2 separate regions of the Homo sapiens genome follow, and region 1 is linked to region 2. Evidence: chromatin loops called from intact Hi-C (ENCODE). Cell type or tissue: heart right ventricle. All regions are shown on one strand. Links, peaks and the distances in the headings refer to the core of each region. The heading gives the core; the rest is flanking DNA. Region 1 overlaps PKP4-AS1 (PKP4 antisense RNA 1). Region 2 overlaps PKP4 (plakophilin 4).

What was found. A loop is a pair of places that touch in the nucleus more often than their neighbours do. Peaks named below come from ENCODE experiments on the same cell type or tissue, not always from the same donor. Only the 100,000 strongest peaks of a DNase experiment are listed, where the experiment ranks them.
Region 1: a loop joins it to region 2, with 2.5 times the contacts of the local background. A loop is called at or near these places in 12 of 110 quality-filtered maps.

Annotation. Positions count from the first base shown.
Region 1 is chr2:158,714,532-158,718,923 of GRCh38, forward strand. All of the region lies in intron 1 of PKP4-AS1 (PKP4 antisense RNA 1), which reads right to left. Among named protein-coding and RNA genes, the nearest start is that of PKP4-AS1, 18 kb to the right of the region's middle. In heart right ventricle, for the core only: no CTCF peak of the experiment used is centred there; a DNase peak (open chromatin) is centred at 1,732; H3K27ac peaks cover 4,000 bases.
Region 2 is chr2:158,665,415-158,669,806 of GRCh38, forward strand. PKP4 (plakophilin 4) reads left to right here. Exons shown (of 22, transcript NM_003628.6): 16 at 999-1,149; 17 at 4,306-4,392. PKP4-AS1 (PKP4 antisense RNA 1) reads right to left here. Exons shown (of 4, transcript NR_135242.1): 3 at 434-667. Among named protein-coding and RNA genes, the nearest start is that of PKP4-AS1, 67 kb to the right of the region's middle. In heart right ventricle, for the core only: no CTCF peak of the experiment used is centred there; no DNase peak of the experiment used is centred there; H3K27ac peaks cover 3,802 bases.

The DNA of each region.
Region 1 (4,392 bases), core at 100-4,099, 49 kb after region 2:
CCACAGACATGGTGGGGAGAGGTGTGCATCATGACTGGCCAGCAGGGACAAAAGTTGGCTCTCTGCTTGGCCTTCTCTAATCCCACTCTTTGGGGGCGTTAGGGCTCCGCATCATGGCGTAATGAGGACAGACATCTGGGCTCCCCACTTGGCTTTCACTTATGAGGGTGGAAGTGGGCCAAAGTTTTTCCATGGTGTCTGGCTGCAGTAGAGCTGTCATTGTCTGGAAGGGTTCTGTCTTGCTAGGCTGCCCCTTTCCTGGTACTTTGGCTAGAGAGAGCTAGCTTTTATGGGCACTTTTTTGCCTGTGCTTGTTGCTGTTTCCAGGTTTCTGGCTTCTTCAATTGCAAGTCTGGGACGTATGAGGCAAAAAGAAAACCCAGAGAACTCATCACTGTGTCATTCCTTGGGTCCCAAGGTCCTAACCACCTGCCTTCTTCCCTCTACCTTTCAGAGTCTTTATGTGTTTGTTTTATATATAATATTAATGGCTTTAAGTTGTAGGAAGAATAGGGGAAAGTATGTTTATTCCATCTTCCCAAAAGTACAAGTCCAAGAGAATGGTTTTTAGCAGTGGATTTTTTTTTCTAATGAGGCTCATTTCAAGAACAGCATGATGTTGTTTAGTCAAAATCAATAAAGACTATAGATATTTTGTATAGCCAAAGGCATAAGAATGAACATCAGCACTTACCACCCTGTTCTGAGACACACGAATAGTTGTTCCATGAGAAAAATACTTCTCCGTGATCAAAAACATCTGGGAAAGGTTGCATTTTATGCCCCCTCACTTCGGAATTCTTGATGAAGTTAGCATATTAAATACTCTGAGAAGATCTGAATGTAGTGAATTTTTTCAATCCAGTGTTTCCCAAATTCAGCTAAGCAGGAAACATGCTTTCCCAGCGTACTTACAATATCCTATACTATACTCCTGTCCACTTTGGAAATAGTGTCCACTGAGCCATATAATCTGGGGAGTTATCTCAGGACCCACCCTTCACAAGGGAGGGGACTGGCATCTTACTGGGTGTGCTGTGCCCCCAGGTCCACAAAATGATCAAAGGTCATTCTGTCTTGACAAAACATGCAGAGGAGAGTGGTGGGGAGAACATAGTAATCCTTTTCATTTTCCAACTCCAATAACCTCTGTGCCTTTATTGTTTTCTTTAAGTCTACACCAACCTCTACCAGGTAAGAGGGAAAAGTATTACTATCTCCATGTTGCAGGTGACAGAGGCTCAGAGAAATAAAAGTATATTTGTTGAAGAGCCAGATCTAGAACTGCAGGCTTTGGGCTACAGGGCCCTCCATAATTATTGAGCCCCTGTGATTCTAGCCTGGAGCCCGACCCTGCCAGAAGCAGGTGCAGTCTGACCTCCTGTGCCTGCCCTCCAGGACCCTGGGCCCTGAATCCTAGCTTGGCCTCCCTAGCAAAAAATAATAATAATAATAAATAACCCCAAGGGGCTTCCAGAACATGGCTCCCTGCTCACTGTCCCATACAGGGCTCTTCCAGGATGGCCTTCTTGCTTTCCAGAAACCTTTGTTCCATGGAAAACAAGTGCTGTTTTCCAGAACAAAGCCTCCAGGGAAGTGAGGGGAAGCTAGAATCCTAAATACAGGATGAGGCTCAGAATTGCTCCCTGGCCCTCACTTCCTCTGCAGCCATCACAGCCCACTGTGTGACTTGAGAGAGGAAGTGGCTGGGACTTCAGAAAGTGGATTTACTGGGAAGAAATGATTCCAGTAAACATAACCTCCAAGCGGCATGCCCCCGCCTCCCCCTCAGAACTACACAATAGTGACTTGTCTGCCGTGTCGCCTTCAGGGAATGGGGAAAAGGAAATGACCACTCTTATTTTGAGGAAGGTTCAGCATGAGGGCAAGGTCATTGAATAAAATGAGCCAAGGGATGATGCTGTAAAAACAAAACATTCATCCCAGAAAAGAGCTCCTGTCTGAAGGATTACATTTCTCTGCCTCCATGGTTATAGCACAGCCTCCCTTTTCTCCGCAAATGGCCACAGAGGAGGGCAATTCTTTGGAAAGGGAAGAACTGAGAGAACAAGGGATTTTATGGTTGACATCACTGGTCTGACTGGCCTTGCCAGAAAATGGAATTTATTTTGGCCCTGCAATTAGTTCTTCCTTCCCACTTAACAATTCTTCTTGCTGCTAAAGACATTAACTGAAGCATTAAATTCTTAAAATATTTCCCCCACTAGCCAAGCCTGGCTGCTGCAATGGCAATAGGAGTCTTTTGCTTTAAGTCATTGAAGGCCACTGTTAAAATCTAGCTACAACCTGCAGGAGGGAAAATAGCATCCATTGTTCACTCTTTAGCTGGGATTAGTTTTTCCAGCTTGACCAGATAGGCTTAAAGAATCCGACATAAGACTGATTCCTGGACATAAGACTGATTTGACTGGGAGAGAGGTCAGGAGAACATGGAGCATGTCCGAAACAGCTGGCCCAAGAGGGGTCCCCAAAAGTTACTGTGATCAGGCTGGGGCCAGCACGAGAGCCCCGGGCACTTGGGCAAGCCCAGGAGACACAGTGAGAGGGAAGGAGGGGTGTGAAAGGCAGGTGAAGGAGCGCCAGCCTCAGACCATAGTTCCACCCCCACCGCGCGCTAGCACCGCCACTGTCCTCTAGGCAGCTCTGAGAGGAAGGAACAAGGAGAGTCCAGAGAGCCAGGTTCTGTCATTACCACCTAGCTATAGAGCCTGGGGCAATCGCTTCACCTTCAAGACCACTTCCTCCTTGGGCTAGATCTGCTCCAAGGCCACTTTCAGCTCTAACATGCCATGTTTAAAAAATATATATTTTAAGGTATTTTTTTCTTCCTTCCACCACCCCAGATTTGCATATTTATCACATGATCACCTCAATCAATGACAGAAGTGCATGAAGTAAAAAGTGAAACACCCGCCCAGCCCCGCAGCCTCACCTCACCCAGGTTGTTGACCCCAGGGCTTCATTTCCAGACAACTGGAGCGGAGGGGAGTGTTTAAGATCCCGGGCTCCAGACGCAAAAGGCCCAGTTCAAACCCATGCTGTGCTCCTTCCCACTGTGAGGCCTTAGACACAGCTCTCCCTGCCTGCCTGCTTCCTCATCTGTAAAACTAGGACAATAATAGTGGCTGTGTTTCTGTGAATTAACACACAGAACCACAACAATGCCCGGACACCATGTTCCCTACATGCTAGCTGTTTGTATTGCATCTGACTTTCACTCACAGTAAGGGAGCGATAACTATAACAGAGGTGAGTGCTACCTTTAAGGAGCTCACAGTTGAAAGTCACCCCCGCAAATGTCAAGACCCACTTTTTGTCTGTTCCATGCCCCTCTATGTGGAAGGAGGGAAGGAGATGTCGGTTAGAGTGGAGCGTAGCTCCCGGGACTGACCCATCACACAGGTCGCAGCATCATGTGGAATCACTTCAGCCAGACGAGCCATCAGAAGGAAGCTAGATAACCCATTTAAAAACAAACATCTTAAAAGGGCATTGCAGATAAAACAATAGAGGAAAAAAACTGAATTTCCTATTAATTATGATGTGTTTTTTAAAAAATACAATCCATGCGGAAATTCCCAATCAGGCATTGTCTGGTGTTGAATACTCTGCAGTAGAGAAATGCTGCTTGTCATGGGGAACACAAAATTCCTCCTGTCCTTATGCACCCTAGTTCCTGAGGATTATGTCCTGTCTTTTTCAGCCTGCACCCTAAAAATAGCTGGTGCTATTTCCAGGTTCCCCAGCAGAGTCTCCATCCAAATGTATCCTATCAGCTTCTCCAGCTCAAGATCACAACAGCTCACCCCTGGATTGATTTGGGAGCCCATGACCTCAGGCTTCCAGTCTCCCCCACTGGCCAGGTCCCAGTGAAGCTTTTGCCCCTACCCCCTGAGTGCCAGCTTCCCCTTCCTCTGACTCCTTAATGCTTTATGCCTGTTACAGAGGGGCATCAGGGGCTGGCAGAAACCAGGGGCTGATTGGAATCAGGTCCTGCCCTAACCTCCATGGTTCTCAGTATTCTTGCCTATAAAATGTGCCAATAATAGCGTCTGCTTCATAGCCTTACAGCAAAGACTAAGTGGGATGATAATGTAGATAAAATGCCTGTCATCATGTCCAGCACATAGATAATGTTCAAGAAAAATTGTCCCCATTGTCACTTCCCATTAGAATGGCATGTTTGTTGGGGCTGTCTGCCTCCACAGACTGTGAGCTCCTCAAGGGCCAGAACTATGCATTATCCACCTCTGTATCTCTGATTCTCTGTGGCTCCAAACTCTAGAACAGCAGTAGTATACAGTAGGTACCCAGGGGATCAGTTATTTATTGCCACAATAATGCTGCACAGCAAACCAAACTTAAAACCAC
Region 2 (4,392 bases), core at 99-4,098:
TTTGTATTATTAAAATATTCTGTTGGTATTCAAGAAACTGGATGGTCAATCACATATTTTAATGTTCGAAATAATACAAAGGGCTGGTAGATCTCTGTCCTACTGTCTTGGTCACAGCAGGAAAGTATATGTTTTATGAGCAGCATCTTTCAATTACCCTAAAATTTGAAAGATGATTTGCATTGGTTGAAAAAGTCAATTAAAGCTCAAAGCTGGAAACAAGATTAAAGAACCGTTTTCTAACGTTACTCTTTTTGGTTGTTTCACTGATGACTTAGCGCTCATTTCCATTTTATAAGATATACAAACTGACTCACAGTACAGAGTTGCTTCATAGTCACAGAAAAATTTCTTGACTATGGATTTTTAAAAAACAGCATCAGCAGCTAACTAATCTTGAGTGAGAATGCATTTTGCACACAAATATACTTACTTTTTCACCAGGCTGTATGAATTATGATGCTGGATGTTTCTGGAGATTTCCCTTTCTTCTGAGGCAAGGGATTTTTCCAACTAATCTCTTTGACAGGTTTCTGAACTCGAAATATTGTTGCAGGGAATATAGAAAAAAAATGACTTGATGGAGACAGGTTCTCCTTTCATGTGTGCTGATGGGTTACTGTCTCTGCCATCCTATTTATAGCCTCTGGGTTTGGCAGGGGACCAACTGCAAAGAAAACACACGATCCTTCCTTAATCATGTTTATGTATCTGAGATAGAAAGTAATCACTGCCTTCTCTTTTCTGCACAAAAATATCTGGCAGATGGTGGTTTGAGATTTTCAGGCTTTGGGATTTCTTTTTAAATCAGTCATTCCAGCCTATCTTTCTCCCCAACTTTGGTTTTCTCTTCACTGACACCACAGATTTGATCTTCAATTGGAAAGAAACCATTTAATCTATTAGTTCATCTTTTGGAAACATCTTTTTTAGGTGACAGTAACATATGAGACTGGAACTCTGTTTTATGTTACTTCCTGCCTTATTTTTCTCACTAGTTTGCAGCATATATCCGGGCGGCCGTCCGAAAAGAAAAGGGGCTCCCCATCCTTGTGGAGCTTCTGAGAATGGATAACGATAGAGTTGTTTCTTCCGTGGCAACAGCCTTGAGGAATATGGCACTAGATGTTCGCAACAAGGAGCTCATAGGTATGTTCTGGTGACAAGATGAGCTGTAAATGTGAGAGCAGCTACAAAATTCATGAAACTCTTCTTTTGATTAATAAATATATGGCTTGTAAAATCATTAACAGCTGAGCCCTAGTCTCCAGTTTCTTGGCATATTTGAGTACTCCTGTTTTGTGACCATTCTTTTTCAGCAGGAGGCAAGCTCATTAATTAGTCATTGATTAGGGAAGGTAAATTTTCAGAAAGGCCAGCAATTTTAGTTGTACCTTACAACACTAGTAGGGTTAATGTCTCTCATTTCTAAGAGAGTTCTCTATATCCTGAGCAACAAAAAATCTTAATCTCCCTTTCCAATTTTTGGACTGCTACCTGCTAATTCACCAACACTACCATACTCTAAATAAAAAATCACATGAATGTTTTGTAGCTTTCCCCTCTCACATTGGTATAAATCTTTATCCCAGAGAAGAACCACTGTCCCAACATCATTTCCACCCTGGGCAGGGGCAGGACTAGGGTGAGCTAAGCAAGGCGCCAAAGGCACAACATTTTAGGAGGCCTTTACTCTCAGGTTTGTACAAGGTAGGGTTGGCACATGCACAAACCAAACAGTGAGGACCTCTGTACGCTCCGCACCCCAGGCAGCTTGCTTGCCTCTGCGGCATTGCCACATCCTAGGCAGGATGCGGGCTAAAGAAGACATCAGGGACCCCCATAAACCTGAGCTTCGTTCCCAGGATGTGCTGCTCACTGGCCATGCAACCTGGGGTATCCTATATAACCCCGTTCAGGCTCCGTAATTCTATCTAGATTGGAAATGAAAGGCAACTCCTCATCTCTGAAGGGGAGCTGTTGATGCCTGCTGTCCTAACTGGGTTTGCTGTAAAGAGGAAATGAGAGAGCTCCATGCCAAGTCCCACAGCTGGTGACAGGTCAGGGGAGAAGGAGGGGAAATGGGACAAGATCTTATGTGGATTCATGTGAATCTATAGTAAACTTAAAATACACCTGCCATGAGAGAAGGAGAGAGAAACAAGGGCGATGATGTTTACCATAAAGAATTGCTGTAAGGATTAAACGTGATGACTTACAATGGAAGCCCTTCACACAGTGCCTGACAGAATTGCTATTTTGAATTGTTGCCCAGATTAACCTGCTCTTAACACACCATTCCTTTAAGCCAAATCATCCCCCTACGGAGAGGAAAGGAAGTTCCTCCTCACCCTGTTCATGGTCCAGCTCATGCCTGATTCTTGTAGATGTGCCATATCTCTCAGTTCCCACACTTCCTTTACAGAAATCCTTCAGGTCCCTAAAGAGAGATATTCTTTAAAGTTATTTTTCTTACGTCTGTATTGTTTGGATTTCTTATAAGAAGCATGTATAATTTGGGCATTTTTAATGCTAAAAAATAAATGGTTGACACGTATATCCTGTGGCCTGTCATATTTCACAACGCAAAGACACAGGTAGACAGGAGTCCTTGAGCTGGTACTGTGAAGTGCTAAGACCTTTGGCAAGAGGAATGTGTGTTCCAAGTCTTGGCTTCCTCTCAGTGCATTTCTGTGTTTTCTGTGAATAACCCTTTTTAACTTCCACTGGCCTTCTGCCTCTCCAGTGATGAGCTTTTTTTTTTTTTTTTTAACCTGGCTGGAGCACTCTTGAACTGTTCCATCAGTCTGTTTTTTTGTTTCCCTATTCCCGTCTTCCTGTGAGATCTGCCTCACTCTTGGATTCAGTATTTGGCTCTAATTTACCCAGTACTTCAGTTCCTAGGAACCTTCCCCTTCTCTGACCTCTTCCCTCTTTTTTCACATTCATCATCAGCACTAGCAAAGGACTTTCTTTTCAGAGCCATTTTTCACAAAGAAGCAAAGTTTTATCACTTCATAAAAGTTACTACATACTCAACTGAGTGGGACCCACCCTGCTGTCTGGAGCTGCAAGTTCTGAGGGGACCGCCAGGCTCACTCATTCATAGGCAGAGTGAGCTGCCTCGGCCTAACCCCCAGGAGTGCAATTTAAAGTTATGCCTTAGCAAAATGACAAATTACATGTCATGGGCCTTTTGGTCATTCATGAGTATTCAAAATCACCAGAGCTAACTTATCATCTGCTCTGAAAACCACATTTATCTTGTGGCCTTACAGTGTCAGCACTGTTTTTCCACTCTTCATAGCAGTGTTTGTCGTGAGCAAGCCAGAGCCTTCCCTCTGACGTGCTGTACATCACACAGCATGTAGCTGAGACCTGTCTTCTTCTGCTTACCACTGTAAATAAACAGGCCTTTATAAAAAGCGATTGCACATCCACTCAATTATTAGCATAGGGGAGAACTAAGAAGATGTTTACTTGCACTTTAGTTCATTTCTTTTGTTTGTAGTGCACTTACAGTTTGTCAGTTGGTAATCGAAGTTGAAAAAGCTAGAGGTAATCTCTTTTTGGAGAGGAATAAGAAAAATTCAGTATCTATAAAGAAATACCTCAATAACTGTGAAACTCCCCTTGCCTTGTCTTAGCAAGAATTTCATTATTATTGCATTATTCCTGGGAGATAACATACCTATAATTTTAATACCAGAACTTTTACTTGTGTCATCTTTTAAAGAAACTAACATGTTGCCACCGTTGTCAGATGAGTTGCTGTACACCTCAGCTCTATACACAAAAATGTGTAACTGTACCCAGTTCATACATTAAGATCCAGAAAGATCTAACGAAAAGTATTGTTTGGCAGCCTGACTTGGTCCAGATTCAAAGGTAAGTTTTAAAAAGCTCTAAGAGGAAATTGAGGTATTTGTGATGCATAGGAATTCCATTGAGAATAAAATTTACTATTATAATTCCTTCATTACTCAATGTTACTGAAAATACTCGAACGAAAGTAACTTGATTTGTCTACCCAATTTTACGCATTGATTTACATTTGCTTTCAGCAATTGACAGTAATGTTTTATAAATGAATCATTTCTGCAAGTGACGTTGCAATAAATGTTAGCTTTCCCCTTATAATGACATTTGTCCTTTTCTTCTTTGCCATGGGTTTTGATTTTTTCCCCTATTATTGTCTCTTTGGGGGTTTTATTTTTAAGAGATTGCATGCCACCAGAATCTGAACAACAATAACAAAAACCTAGTACCTTCTGGAAGTAGAATTTACTCTTTTGCCGTTGGCAGGCAAATACGCCATGCGAGACCTGGTCAACCGGCTCCCCGGCGGCAATGGCCCCAGTGTCTTGTCTGATGAGACCATGGCAGCCATCT